2 separate regions of the Homo sapiens genome follow, and region 2 is linked to region 1. Evidence: read pairs that join two places in POLR2A ChIA-PET (ENCODE). Cell type or tissue: Panc1. All regions are shown on one strand.

Evidence for each region. Peaks named below come from ENCODE experiments on the same cell type or tissue, not always from the same donor. Only the 100,000 strongest peaks of a DNase experiment are listed, where the experiment ranks them.
Region 2: POLR2A ChIA-PET joins it to region 1 with 13 read pairs; 3 of 35 experiments call an interaction of 5 or more read pairs at or near these places.

The regions. Positions count from the first base shown.
Region 1 is chr5:125,131,072-125,139,071 of GRCh38, forward strand. The region is part of intron 2 of LOC101927421 (a long non-coding RNA gene); the gene reads left to right. Among named protein-coding and RNA genes, the nearest start is that of LINC02240, 360 kb to the right of the region's middle. In Panc1, no CTCF peak of the experiment used is centred here; a DNase peak (open chromatin) is centred at 3,730; H3K27ac peaks cover 2,679 bases.
Region 2 is chr5:125,213,083-125,221,082 of GRCh38, forward strand. The region is part of intron 4 of LOC101927421 (a long non-coding RNA gene); the gene reads left to right. Among named protein-coding and RNA genes, the nearest start is that of LINC02240, 280 kb to the right of the region's middle. In Panc1, no CTCF peak of the experiment used is centred here; no DNase peak of the experiment used is centred here.

The DNA of each region.
Region 1 (8,000 bases):
TAATTAGGTAAACCGTCAGTTAAAAACAGTAGGTACAACAATGGAATTCTATACCGTAATAGAAAGAAATCAACTGCAACCTCACACAGCAACTAGATAAACTCACAAACAAAATATCGAGCAAAGAAAAAAGTGAGGTATGTAAGAATACACAGTGCACGATTCCAACTGTACAAAAGTCTGAAACACACAAAGGAAATTTATGATGTTACATATTTGGTTGAGGACTACTCTTGGGGGAGGGTAGTAACGGAGAGTAGGCCTGCCAGGGCTTCATGGATACTGGCAGTGTTCTGTTTCTTGAAATATACATGGGTATGTTTACTTCGAATTGTACACTTTTTTGTATGTATGTCAATACTTCAATAAAAAGTTTACAAAAAAGGCATTGATAAACGTCTAAAACCAGCATCTATGTAAGATTGTTTCCATTAAAGATGTATATGTATCGGTGTTAGTATAAAAACAACATGTTAATAAATGTTACCTCCAGACGGTGGGATTATGAGTTTTTACTTTCTGCTTTTTGTATTAAGAAAAAAGTATACTTTTTTTGTATTAGGAAAAAGTGCATTAATTAAAATGAAAGTGAACTACTTATTAGTTAACTATGAAGTTAAAAGTTGGAACTATTAGATATAATAAGTAGACCTTATTATAAGTAACTGGCTCACATAATTATGGAGGCTGAGAAGTCCCAAACTCTGCTGTCTGCAAGATGGGGACCCAGGAAAACCTGGGAACCAGGAGTGCTGATGGTGTAAACCCTCTCCAGATCCAAAGGCCTGAGAACCAGGAGTGCTGATGGTGTAAGCTCTGTCCAAATCCAAAGACCTGGGAACGAGGAGTGCTGATGGTGTAAACCGTGTCCAAATCCTAAGGCGTGGGAACCAGGAGTGCTGATGGTGTAAGCTCTGTCCAAATCCAAAGACCTGGGAACCAGGAGTGCTGATGGTGTAAACCCTCTCCAGATCCAAAGGCCTGAGAACCAGGAGTGCTGATGGTGTAAGCTCTGTCCAAATCCAAAGACCTGGGAACAAGGAGTGCTGATGGTGTAAACCGTGTCCAAATCCTAAGGCGTGGGAACCAGGAGTGCTGATGGTATAAACCCCGTCCAAATCCTAAGGCCTGGGAATCAGGAGTGCTGATGGTATAAACCCTGTCCAAATCCGAAGGCCTGGGAACCAGGAGTGCTGATGGTATAAACCCTGTTCAAATCCAAAGGCCTGGGAACCAGGAGTGCTGATGGTGTAAGCCCTGTCCAAATCCAAAGGCCTGGGAACCAAGAGTGCTGATGGCATAAACACTGTCCAGATCCGAAGACCTGGGAACCAGGAGTGCTGATGGTGTAAATCCAGTCCAAGGGCAGGAAAAGACTGATGTTCCAGCTCAAACAGTCAGGTAGTGAAAACAAATTGTGTCTTTCTCTGCCTTTTTGTTCGATTCATACCCACCCGCATTAGGGAGGGCAGTCTGCTGTACTCACAGACTCAAATGCTCATCTAGAAACACAGTCACAGACATACCCAGAAATAATGTTTCACCAAATATCTGCGTGCCCCATGGCTGTTCAAGTCGACCCAGAAAATTAACCATCACATCAATCTTGTTGAGTTTGTTGAATTTATTTGATTCATTCTGATAAATTCCAGTGAATATCTAGAAAAGTTTTTAAAGAAGTTAAGCTTAAATATCACAGTTAATTTCATGGCATTCTTTATTTTAACTAGAGGTGATTAATATTCGTCATTGTCCTGTGATGATACTTCACAAAATCATTTCAGCCTAAAACGAATCCTTGGCACATTGGTTGAGAACCCACAGTTACCAAGGTTAAGTATTTATAATACCCCTCATGTAATCCTGAGAAAAGAAAACAACCTGGTTTTGTTTTTAAAATGTCCTGCCCTAAAATGCACAGTATAAAAATCCCGAGTGATTGAAAAAGTACAAACTCTTGGAGGCAGCATTTTGGCTGTGACCACGGAGCTTTTCAAACCCTCCCACCTCATTCATTGCCAAGGTGACATTTTAGACTAAATGAGTTTGCCAATCTGGGGGGAGAGAAGTAATTAGGGATATAAAGTAGAACCTACAATCTCAGCCTAATTCTAAACAACCAGCTGTGTAGGTCTAGGCATACAAGGCATATCTAGAGTTAGCCAGTATGCCGGTTAAAAATGCACTTGTAATGTCAATGTTATCTTTGGAGTGTTTTCCATTTCAGGTCTTCATAAAATAAAAAAATGTTGCAAAATGCTACAATTTAAAAAAGCAGGCCGAGCGCAGTGGCTCACGCCTGTAATCCCAGCATTTTGGGAGGCCGAGGCAGATCACGAGGTCAGGAGATTGAGACAATCCTGGCCAACATGGTGAAACCCCATCTCTACTAAAATACAAAAAATTAGCTGGGCGTGGTGGTGCACACCTGTAGTTCCAGTTACTTGGGAGGCTGAGGCAGGGGAATCACTTGAACCTGGGAGGCAGAGGTTGCAGTTAGCCAAGATTGCGCCACTGCATTCCAGCCTGGTGACAGAGCGAGATTCCGTCTCAAAAAAAAAAAAAAAAGCAATTAACATATCTTGCTTAGAAAACATTTGGCAAGCTGGGCACTGTGGCTCACACCTGTAATCCCAGCACTTTGGGAGGCTGAGGCAGGTGGATCACCTGAGGTCAGGAGTCTGGCCAACATGGTGAAACCCCATCTCTACTAAAAATAGAATATTAGCCTTCCGTGGTGGCCCATGCCTGTAATCCCAGCTACTCGGGAGGCTGAGGCAGTAGAATCTCTTGAGCCTGGGAGGCGGAGGTTGCAGAGAGCTGAGATCGTGCCATTGTACTCCAGCCTGGGCGACAAGAGTGAAACTCTGTCTCCAAAAAAAAAAAAAAAAAAAAAAAAAATTGGCAAAAAGAAACATCTAGATCTACAACTATAAAGAAAATCTGTGATTCTATATTTAAAACATAAAAGAGTATTCTAGTACAGTTCCTCAAAAGCAATTAATTTCAGATAAGCTAATTTAGTTGTTCACATTTTTTTAAACATTATATACTATACTCATTCTTGAGTATATGGTGATTAATATACAAGTTTTGCTCTGACACTTATCATTTTTGTTAAAAGTCAGACTCTTCTAAAAATGTTCTAAAAGTGACAGAACTTCTCAGAGAATATTTGTCCAAAAACTTTTTAAAATGCATGCCAACTGTATATTTTTCAAATTATTTTTACCATGACAATGAGCAATGAGAAAAGAACAAAAACCATAATACACACACATTGGTTACTATCTGTGAGTCAGTTACTGGGTTAAGTGGGGCTTAAAGGCATTTTGTAGTTTACTCAGAGTCACTTGTGTATGTGGAGCTCACATGTCCAGGGTGTTGCTAATCACACTGAATAGATATCAGTTTGGTTTTCAGATAAGCAGATAATGTGCAATTAAATAAAACCTAAATGGTTGGTTATGTATACACCTAAACTCTCAATTTGCTGTTGTTCTATGTAATATTAAGTATTAAAAAGAGTGTTTACTTCTCATAATTTCAGCGTGAAAATGGAAAGGATGAAAAAGTAAGAAGAGTACAACTTTAGCCAAAATAATTATATAGCTCACAGAGGAGACATCTGCAAAGTATAAAGAAAATAGACTGCAGGGTCCTGATTGCATGAAATGGGACTCAAACTCTGTCCTTTCTTAGTTTATGATGTCATGCGATCCCTTGACTAATTTCTCTGGAATTCACAGTTACCCATCATTTGTAGAGTAGTCACATAATTTCCTTCAAGCTATCCAGAGGAGCTACAGAAAATAAAACAATGACTTTATGTCATTGCTTTGCTAATGCCCTGGGAACTATTCAGCCCACCCACATTCTATCAAGATGCCATTATAGGAAGAATGAGCTCTTTGTAACACAAGGCAATATAATTTCAAGAATTTGGTGTTGTGTATGCCTGTAATTATTATAAAAATATCTATTCAAGTAACCCACGGCTGTCTCATGATTCATTACTTTCATCTAATTCTGCATCAGATCATTTAAATATAAAATTATCAAAAGAAGTTCTTCCGTTAATTGAAGGGTCTAGTTTGCTTAAGAATTCTACCCTCCACACCTCTCAGCTTGACACCCTAGAGTAAGGCCAGAGCAATCAGGTCATAGGGTGGCCAGGTTATTACTATTTACCCCTTTCTTAATAATTAACATGGATCATGTTTATGATGGCAACGAATAGGATCAATAGTGAAATATGGATACAGAAAATGGTACTGTTTTTTTCTACTTTAGTCTGATTTTCTACCCAGTCCATTATTTTTCTTTTTTATGATGGAGAGAAGTATAATACATTCTCTCTTAATTTGTTTTATTTAGGCTTCTCTGTGTTTACTGGGAGGCAGTTTAGCAAACTGATTAAATGAACAGGCTGTGGAAATGAGACAACCTGTGTTCAAATCCAATTGCTACTTGGGGCAGTGGTTCTTAAACTTGTTAGTGTATTAGAATCACCTGGAAGGCTTGCTGAACCATGGATTACAAGGCGCTGTTCTCAAAGATTGTGATTAAGTGGGTCTGAGATAGAGCCCCAAATTTGCATTTTTAATGTTTCCAGATGGTGTTAATACTGTTGATCCAGAGACCATACTTTGAGAATCACAAATGTCAGTTTATCTGAGCCTAAATTTTCTCATCTGTGGAGTGTTAACAGTTTCTAATTAATAAGGTTGTTAATTGCCAAGGGATAATTTAGAGGAAAAATTCCCAAAGTTTGTTACTTTGATGTAGATTGTAACCAACTGAATAAATTGTGCTTTTTTAGTTGTGCTTTTTAAATAAATCTTATATATGATGATCTGGGTTTATATTAAGGACACATGATTAATGAAATAGTTCTTTGCTTTATTAAGGATTTTCAGTTTGATCATGGGAATACTCCTCTGTACTGTTGAGAGCCAAATTTGATTTACACCTAGGAACATGCTCCAGCTGTGACAGGCACTACTGGTTGCTTTCCAATTATTTCTTCTTCTTTCCCTTTCATCCTTGACTCTTAATTCCTGCAGGTATCCACATTTCTAAGAGTGGCCATATACTTTAGGGGAAGCTGGACACATTTCTTTGTCTAATGTCCTGATTAAGCCTCTTATGGGTGTCCTGTTCCATGAGCACCGGATGTAGCTCTGGTCAACAAGAAACTCAGGTGAGTCTTCTGGATGTACTTCCAGGAAACAGCCTTTGTTCTCGTAAAGCAACACTTAGAGTTGCCTTCTTTTTGTGCTAGCTCTTGAGGTGCCTGTACGTACTGCTGCAGTTGTCCCATGACCATAAGGGGAGTCATCTAAGGACAGCCTGAGGATGAGAGAACAGAAAGATGGAAAGAAATCCAGGCCTTTGATGATGTGATTGAACCATAGAGTTAACTAACCCTGGAATTACTATACCTTCATGCTCCCTGTTATTCAAGATAATACATTTTCCTTATCATTTAACCATTTTCAATTGCATTTTTAGTTATTTGCTGCTTAAGGTGTCTTAACTGATATACCAATTTATGAAGCATATTAACCTTGAAATTAATTAAAGTTATCAGAGCAGTGCTATTCCAGGGGTCTCATTTTAGCTGCAGCATTAATGGAGACAATGTGACTGTGTAGATTATTTAACTTCTCTTGGCTTCAGCTCAATCATTTGTGTAAGGATATTGTTGAGCTGGATCATTTCTAGAGTTGTTCCAAGTTTTAAATGCTGGGACTATTTGATTCCATGCATCTGAAACATATTGATGCTATATACATTACACAATGGGATTACACATGTGTATAACCTAGTAACTACATAATGCAAGGACAGATATGTAACAAGATAACCACATATATACTTTTATAATAATTTAATATCACACTAATTATATGGTCTGATTTACCCAGCATGAGTATCCAGTCACTACTATGGTAGAGTTAGTTGGAAATTATAGCTCTTTAAATGGTACTGTAGCAAGAAATAATAGATTCCTCATAATATTTCTAATTTGGAGGAGGAATAAAAATAATACTTTTCAAATGTTTTCACATGGCATGTTTAAATATGTAAATATGGACATGGGTGAGCATTTTAAGTTAAAAGTTTTCCGTTAAAATGGTAAGAAATGAGAGCACCTTTTTTTTTTCTCTTGAAGTGTACACACATGGTATATCCTTTATATATCTACAAGAGGGTAGCCACATGGGTTGGAAATACATAAATTCCACCTGTGTCCAACCAAAGTACTGCTATTATGGTAGGGCATATTTCATAAATTGTGTGACTCAGGCATGCAAAAATATGATAGAAAAGTTTCTCTATAGGTGCACTAAAGTTGCCTTTTGGCCCCATACCCTCTCATGGCAAAAAAATAAAAATAAAAAAAATAAAACAACATGAAGCATGTCACTTTCTGTTTTTTGTTAGTTCCTTTTGGGAAAATATTTATCTATTCAAGATACCCTCATGGATACCTTCTGCCTCCCTTTGCTTTGGTTCCAGGATGGTTATATGACACTGGGGAAGGGACATGTGGTTCACGTCATTGGCGTCCAATCCCAATGGTTTCCACTGATATGCAAACATTTCTTTGCTCTTAGATCATGTATCCCTGTTATGTCTACAGCTGATCTGTCCATGGTTACCATTCTTCTCTAGTCACTGGACCGTGAAATTCCTTTCATGTACTGCTTGTCTTGACTATGAATGTGTTCATGTCAGGTCCACCAACTGCTCAGCTAATTCCTTGTTCTTCTTGGAAACTGAGGAAAAGAAGAGACACTCTCTTACTGCCCACTAGGTGGGTGAACAATTCAGGGTGAGTGGCTACTTTCTTAGGCCCTCTCTTTTTTTTTTCCTTTTTGATTCGAATATCTCTATATCTTTGTAGCTGTATGTATGTCTAAATATGCTGTCTCCTCTATTACTGTCATATCTTTGTGTCATTGGAAGCATTTATGAGCTATGCCTAATTAGGTTCCCACCTTGTCTCCTCTCTGAAGGCCAGCATGATGTTGAAATGGGGGCTTTTGAGTGGGTGTCACCACCATCTTAAATCTCACCCGAGAAGCAAGATACAAGTCTGTTCTCTGGTGGCCACCCCCAAACCTCTTTTGGTTCTTTATGGAACCCTTTGTTCTGGGGCTCAACTTTGGGGAGAGAGCAGCAGAGATCTAGGCTCCCAGCTTCTGATCCCCAGGCCTGCCCTCTGAGTATTCCCTTCACAGCTGGCTGAATGTTTATATCTGTTCAGGTTAGAACACTGTACTCATGTCATCTTACATTCTCTCAAGTCGTTTATGGCCTGACTCTTGTTCTGTGAGTCCCTTAGGTGCCTAATCTTGATGTGCAAAGGCACATGTTTGGACAAAATGATATCTTAATGAGCTTGATCTTTGATACTCAAGGCCACTGCCTCTGCTATGAGTTCAGAAAGCAAGAAACCAGAAAGGAAAGGAATGCCTGAAGGAAACACTGTGCAATTACTTGAGAATTTCATCTTGCCACACTTTAAAAACCAAGCAACAAGATTTTCCCTTTTTCTTGAAATTATATGTGTGTACATGCCTTTTTTTTTTTTTTTTTTTTTTTTGAGACAGAGTCTCCCCACTCTGTTGCCCAGGCTGGAGTGGAGTGGCGCAATCTCGGCTCACTGCAAGCTCTGCCTCCCGGGTTCACGCCATTCTCTTGCCTCAGCCTCCCAAGTAGCTGGGACTACAGGCGCCCGCCACCACGCCCGGCTAATTGTTTTTTTGTATTTTTAGTAGAGATGGGCTTTCACCGTGTTAGCCAGGATAGTCTCGATCACCTCATGATCCACCCGCCTCAGCCTCGCCTATTTTCTTTTAAAATATATCAGTGCAATGAACCGTCTTCTCTAGCTCTCCTTTTCTCTCTCTCCATTCTCTGTAACTTCCGGCTTCCATCATGTCTGCCTGGCCACAACTTACTTCTCTTCTCACGGCCATCCCATCATT
Region 2 (8,000 bases), 82 kb after region 1:
CAATTATGCTATATGTCAAATAACATCAAATGATTTTCCAAAGAAATTCTACCTATTTGCAAGCCAAATTGTATGCTATGATTCCTAGTCTATATCCTTGCCAATATTTGATAATATCTGACTTGTAAATTTTTGCTAATCTGGTATGTGTAAAATGATTTCTTGGTATAAATTTGTGTTTTTCTTATTACAAGTAAAATTGAGCATCTTTAATGTGTATTTTTCTCTCCTATTAAGTGCCTATTTATTATTTCTTCTCCTGCTAAGTGGGTTTCTTTTTTAATTGGTTTGTTTTCTTTTTTACTGAAGAGTAGGAGTTATTTCTGTATTCTCAATTTTAATTTTTTGTGTTATTTGTGCTGTTAACTTTCTTCTCTAAATTTATGGTTTGCCTTTTCATTTTCTTTATATTTTGATAAACTAGAATTTTTAATCTTAATAAAATTAAATTCATCAATCTTGTTCTTTATGTGTTGGGCTTATTGTATCTTGTTTAAATAACTTATCTGGAGATCATAAAAATATTCTATATTGTCTTCTAACATTTTTATAGTTTTACTTTCTGCACATAAGTCTTTAATATCCTTTGAAATTGATTATCGTACATGGTAGACATGGGCCCAAGTTTTCAGTTTTCTATAATGATGAAATTAATTATTTCAGCACTTTGTATTGAAAGTCAATAATTTTGTTCCTCACTGATCTTCTGCTCCAGCTCTGACATAAATTAAGTTTCTGTATAAATGTACATGTTGTTTAAATTGGCCTCCTCCGGTATTACCAAGAGACAAAGTTGAGTTTATTGCATAGTGTGTTAAAAGAGAACATAACTTCACAAAATACTGGCAACATCCTAGAGTGGGGAAAGTAAGGTCAAAATTTATTGAGAAATGGAAGTGTGATTTAAGACTTGCCTTTTACTGTGAGGACTTGTTTAGTAGTAGGTAAGAATCATGACACTTGAGGACTGGTGGGAAAAGTAAAGAGGGGATTTTGAGGTCAGGAATTCAACGCATCTCAGGGTGTAAACTGCTGATGTTTTCCATGGAAGAGTTGTTGAGTCTTTTGTAACATTCTTGTGATAAACAATAAAACCATTTGCTTTGACAGGACAGTCATGGAATAGTAAAGAAATGCTACGAAAATAGTGAAATAGCACAGTCATATTCATATGGGCAATAAGGTGTGGTTTCAGTTCTCAGTGTCCACACTTCATGCTTGAAGCATGAAAGTAAAAGGTTTTGGTTCTCAACATATTTCTGGATTGTCTGTTCTGTTCAATTGGTCATTTTTTTTTTAAATTCCTGCTCTGATATAATCCTTTCCTAATTAATAGCATTCTAGTAATGCAGAATATCTTGTAAGATAAGGGCCTCCCATCTCGTTTCCTTTGATGAGTTTCTTGGCTATTCTTGGCTCTTTCCATATCAATTTTAAATCAGCTTCCCAAGTTACTTACACATACACATGCACATACACAAAGCTTGTCAGAATTTGATTGCGATTTTAGTGAGTTATCAGTAAGTTGTGCCAGAATTGACTTACAATATTTAGTCTTCTAATCAATGAACATGGTATATCTCTCCATTTATATATGTTTTTCTTAATTTCCTTCACTAAAATTATAGAAATTACTACAAAGACCTTATACGTTTTTTGTTGTTTGTCTTAGCCATTTTATTAACTTTTTAGATGCTATTTTTGATGTTACTCATTAAAATTATCTATTTTAAACATTTATTTCTGGTATATACAAATGTAATTAATTTCAATGTACTGATTTTTTGACCTAGCAATTTAATTTACTTTCCAATTAATTTTAATAATTTCCTTGTATATTCTTTCCTATTTTTTAATGTGGACACTCATATTGTCTACGACTAATGACAGTTTTTATTTTCTTCCATTCTTGTTTTCATGCCTTTTATTTATTATTCTTGCTTTGCAATGCTGGATAGGATCCATATTGAATAGAAATCTATTTCTTTTTTTTTTGTTTGAAAGTAAGGTGAGTGCTTGCAGTGTTTTATCATTAAGTAGGATGTTTATAGATTTTTCTATAGATGCTCTTTGATAAATTAGGAAAGTTTTCCATTATTCTTGGTTTGCTTAGAGGTTTTTTTTCAATCATAATTGCAAGTTAAATTGTATCAAATATTTTTCTTTTTTCTATCAGGATAATTATATAACATATAATTAATGTAATTAATTATTTTTCTAATATTAAATTAATATGTACTTCTGGATAAATCCAGTGCAGCTATGTTGTGTTGTATTTTCATTTATTGCTGAATTTTGATTGCCAGTATTTTGTGGTTGTCTTTTTTCTTTTTTTTTTTTTGAGACAGAGTCTTTCTCTGTCACCTAGGCTGGAGTGTAGTGGCGCAATCTCGGCTCACTGCAACTTCCACCTCCTGGATTGAAGCGATTCTCATGCCTCGGCTTCCTGAGTAATTGAGACTACAGGGGCATGCCACCATGCCTGGCTAATTTTTGTATTTTTAGTAGAGAGGGGCTTTCGCCATGTTGTCCAGGCTGGTCTCAAACTCCTGAGAGCAAGCAATTTGCCCACCACAGCCTCCCAAAGTGCTGGAGTTACAGGCATGAGCCACCTCACCTGGCCTTTGTATTTAGATATTTACTCTTATCTAGTATCCCTCATGCTCCCTGGCTCACTGTAGCATATGCTGCTTGTTCCAACAAGCCAGGCTTATAGGGCATACTATTGAAATTTATGTGTCAGCACAATTGCCAGTTACTTCAAGTCACAGAATTTAGGGCTTGTTTCAAAAGTTAACACAACAAATATTACATCTACATATGCTGAGTGTTTAAGATATAACCCTGCATTTTTCACTAAGATTTTATGAAAATTGCATAAATCAATAAGTGGAAATAATAAATGCAAATGGTATTATGATCATTATAAAGAAAAACTTTACATCTCTCTATGGATTGCTTGGAATTCTATTTGACTGCTAATTGGGTATTGTTAACTATATATATTCAGTATGTAAGTGGCTATTACACAGAAGCAAATACTACAAATTATCTTATTCCTCCTTCTAGAAAATGGACACTGAAAATTATATGTCTCATATTCTTTAATTTAGAAACAGAAAACCATAAGCTCATAAGCTCTGATAAAACTCTAGCTCTCAAAAATCATGCTGTAGCCAGAGACCATGGGTCTTTAGTTAGTGGGTAGCAAATAATCTGGACAGGATAAGAAACTGTTGATTCAGAGGTGATAATGAGACTAGGATCTGAACCATGGAGCCACTTAGAACAAGACAGACAAAGATGAAGCAGGGATTGTTTCTTTTAGGTATATTACAAATATCTAGGAGAAATAATATTAGAGGAGAAGGTTCCTTTGTAAAGATTTACAGCTTTTGTCATAAAATCCCAGGGCTAGGTATACTAAATTTACTTGTCTATAAGGTGCCTGAATTTTCACATTACTTGGATAGTATCAAAACTCTTTGTATCTCTTTTTTATTTTGGGCATGCTCTAATAACTATCTCTAACAGAACTATTTCTTTAACAAAAAATTACATGAAATGGAAATTAAACATCCAATTTGTCAAGGAAGAATTCATAAGGGAAATTAGAAATATCTTGAGAACAAATGAAAATGAAAACACAACACACCAATATTTATGGGATGCAACAAAAATAGTACTAAAAGTGAGGTTTATATTTTCATTTGATAAATGAGTACGTTTCATGTAATAAATGAGTACGTTGAAAAAAGAAAAGATCTCAGATCAGCCACCTAACTTTATGCCTCAAAGGATAGAAAAATATCAACAAACTAAACCCAAAATTAACAGAAGAAAGGAAATAAAAAAGATTAAAGCAGAAAAAACGAAGTAGAGAATGAAAAAACATTAGATAAAATTAAAAAAAAAAAAAACCTAAGACTTTTTTTTTTTAAGTTGACCAAATTGAGAAATCCTTGGCTAGATTAAGAAAAATAGAGAAAAGATTCATATAACAAAAATTAGAAAGGAAAGAGGAGACATTATAACTGAAGCCATAAAAATAAAATGGATCACAAGAAACTAATATAAACAGATATATTCTAACAAATTGGATAAGCTAAAAAAAGATAATAGGACCATACAATTTACCAAGTCTGAGTCATGAAGAAATAAAAATCTAAACAGATCTATAACTAATAAGATCAGATCAGTAATCAGAAACCTCCCAACAAAGAAAGACTCAGCACCAGAGGGCTTTGCTACAGAATTCCACCAAACATTTAAAAAAGGAATTAACACCAGTCCTTCCCAAACTATTCCAAGAAATGGAACACTTCTTAATTCATTTTATGAGGCCAGTATTCCTCTGATACCAAAATCAGACAAAGATACTGCAAGAAAGGAAAACTACAGACCAATATCGCTGTGATAGATATTAATGCAAAAATCCTCAACAAAATACTAGCAAACAGAATTCGACAACACATTAAAAGGATTATACACCATGGCCTAATGGAATTTATTACTGGAATACAAGGGTGGTTTCACACATGAAAATAAATCAGTGTAATGCACCATGTTAACAGAATGAAAGACACAATTATGTGATTATCTCAATTGATGCAGGAAAAGCATTTGACAAAATTAACATCCACTCATGATGAAAACAGTTAACAAACTAGGAATGAAAGGAAATTACCTAAAGATAATAAAGGCCATATATGAAAAGCCCACAGCTAACATCATACACCAATGGTAACAAAACTTAGAGGTGCACTTACCTCTAAGTTCAGGAACAAGGCAAAAATGCCTACTCTCACCACTTCTGTTCAATGTAGTATTGGAAGCCTTCACCAGAGCAATTGGGCAGGAAAAAGAAATGGAAGAAATCCAAACTAGAAAAGAAGAAGTAAAATGATCTCTGTTCATAGAAGACATGATTTTACATGTAGAGAACCCTAAAGATTTCCCTAAGAAACCTGTTAGAATAAACCAGTTCAGTAAAGTTGCAGGATACAAAATCAGTACGCAAAAATCAGTTGCGTTTCTACATACCCACAATGAAAAAAATGAAAAGCAAACTAAGTAAATAACCCCATTTACAAACATCAAAAAGAATGAAATACTTAGGAATATACTTAGCCAAGGGGGAAGAAAGCAGGTACTCTGAAAAGTATAAAACGTTGCAGAATAAATTAAATAATGCACAAATAAATGAAAATTATATCTTGTTTCCATGAATTGGAAGAGTTAATATTGCTTAAATGTCCATACTACCCAAAGTGATTTACAGACTTAATGCAATCCCTATCAAAATCCCAACCACTTTTTTTTTTGGTAGGAATAGCGAAAACTATCCTAAAATTTTAACGGAATTGCAAAGGACCACAAATAAATGAAACAATATTGTGAAAGAAAAACGAAGGGGGAAGCCTCAAACTTTCTGATTTCAAAACATATTATAAGTCCACAGTAATTAAAACAGTATGGTACTGGTATAAAGACAGAGGTATAGACCAAAGGAACATAATAGATAGCCTAGAAATAAACCCTCACATTTATCATCAAATTATCTTCAAAAGGGTACACAGTGGGGAAAGTATAATCTCTTCAACAAATGGTGTTGGGAAAACTGGATATCTACCTACAAAAAATAAAGTCAGGCTCTTAACTATATACTATATACAAACATTACCTAAAATGAATTAGAGACCTAAACATGAGACCTGAAACTACAAAACTCCTGGAAAAAAATACAGAGGAAATGCTTCTAATGTTGGATTTGGCAATTTTTTTTTGCATATCACACCAAAAGCACAGGCAACAAAAGTAAAAATAGACAAATGGGACTACATCAAACTCAAAAACTTCTGTGCAGCAAAGGAAACAGTAAACAGAGTGAAAAAAAGCAACTGAATGAGAGAAAATATTTGCAAACTGCACATCTGATATATTAAATTAATATTCAGACTATGTAAAGAACTCCTACAACTCAACAACAACAGGAAACAATCCAATTAAAAATGGGCAAAGGACTTCAATAGACATTTCTCCAAAGAAGGTCTACAAATGGACAACAGCATGTGAAAAGATACTCATCACTTTTCATCAGGGAAACACAAATTAAAACCACAATGAGATATCACCTCATATTCGTTAGGATGGCCACTATAAAAAAAAGAGAAGGCTGGGCATGGTGGCTCACGCCTGTAATCTCAGCACTTTGGGAGGCCAAGGCGGGTGGATCACGAGGTCAGGAGTTCAAGACCAGCCTGGCCAAGATGGTGAAACCCTGTCTCTACTAAAAATACAAAAAAATTAGCTGGGCATGGTGGCGGGTACCTGTAACCCCAGCCACTAAACCTGAAAATTGTTGGTGAGGATATGGAGAAATTGAAAACCTTATGCACTGTTAGTGGGCGTGTAAAATGGTGCGGCTACTATGGAAAATATTATTGAAGTTCCTCAAAATATTAAAACTAGGATTAACATATAATCTAGAAATCCTTCTGGGTATTTATCCAAAATAATTGAAAACAGTATCTTAAAGAGATATTTGCACATTGATGCAGCATTATTCATAATAGCCAAGTGGTGTAAGCAAACTAGATGTATACTGAAAGATTAATGGATAAAGAAAATGTGGTAGACACATACAATGGAATATTACTCAACCTTAATAAAGGACATCCTATCATATGGTATAACATGAATGAACCTTAAGGATATTATGCTACACAAAAGAAGCCAGTCACAAAATGACAAATACTATATGATTCTACTTACATGAGGTATCTATAGTAGTCAAACTCTTAGAAACAGAAAGTTGAATGGTGGTTGCCAGTGGTTGAGGGAGGGAGAAGAGGGGAGTTGTTCAATGGGTATACAGTTTCAGTTTTGCAAGATGGAAAAAAAGTACATGAATGTGCATTTAATTTGGCAATTATAAACCTTTGATTGTGGGAACTGCCCAGAGTGTCTAGTACAGTGGCTTGCATAAATAGGTTTAAGTAATGTTTATTAGACCAAATTATATTTATTGGCCAAGGTAGAAGAAGTTATTTATGAATTTATAGACTAGGGCAGTGTTTCTCAGAATTTTAAAATGCATTGCCTTCTTTCATCAAGCACAAAAGCTCTTATCTTTTTTCGTGTTATTTGTAATTTCAAAATAAATTATACAGCATGATTAAAAATTTATACAATAGCAATTTTTGAATATATCTTGTCACACTGATCATAGGCCCATCCCTCACTGATTTCTGCAGCACACCCCTAGTTAGTATGTTTCCAAGCTTGAAATTGCTGCTGGAATCTAAAACAGAGATGGCAAATAAAGGCACATATGCTTGTCACTGTCCCCTTTTTTTATACATGGCAGAAATGAATCATATTACTTTCTTTTCCAATGCACCCAGGCATAGCATCTGAACTCCTCTTAACACAACCCACATGGCAGCCACACCAATGGATTGGTGTTAGTTGCAAGATGAGGTCAACTTTCCATCCTTGGCTTAGGGTGTAATTTTCAGGTGCTTGAATTTATGTATAAGGGTCTGTGGATCAAAATAATGTACACGCTGATGTTGCACATAGAACAACTGGAAAGAACTCTGAATGCAGGAGCTGCTCATCTAGCTGTGCCCATTCTGAGTACTCAAAAGTCTACCTAGTTTGAGCATCTACGTACAATAACATGAATATCTGTCCCTTCAAAACATCTTTAAAAGATGGTGAAATTATATTTAGAGAATAGCTGAATATATACTTTACAATGTAAACTCTATCATTTACCATAAATATAATATATATGTAAACTCTATCATTTACCATATATAATATATGTATATATGGTACTATGGTATATATATGGTACTATGGTATATATATGGTAATATATATAATAATATATGTAATATACCATATATAATATATGGAATATTATTCAACATTAATAAAGGACATCCTGTCATATGTTATAACATGCTGTTATAACATGAATGAATAATACA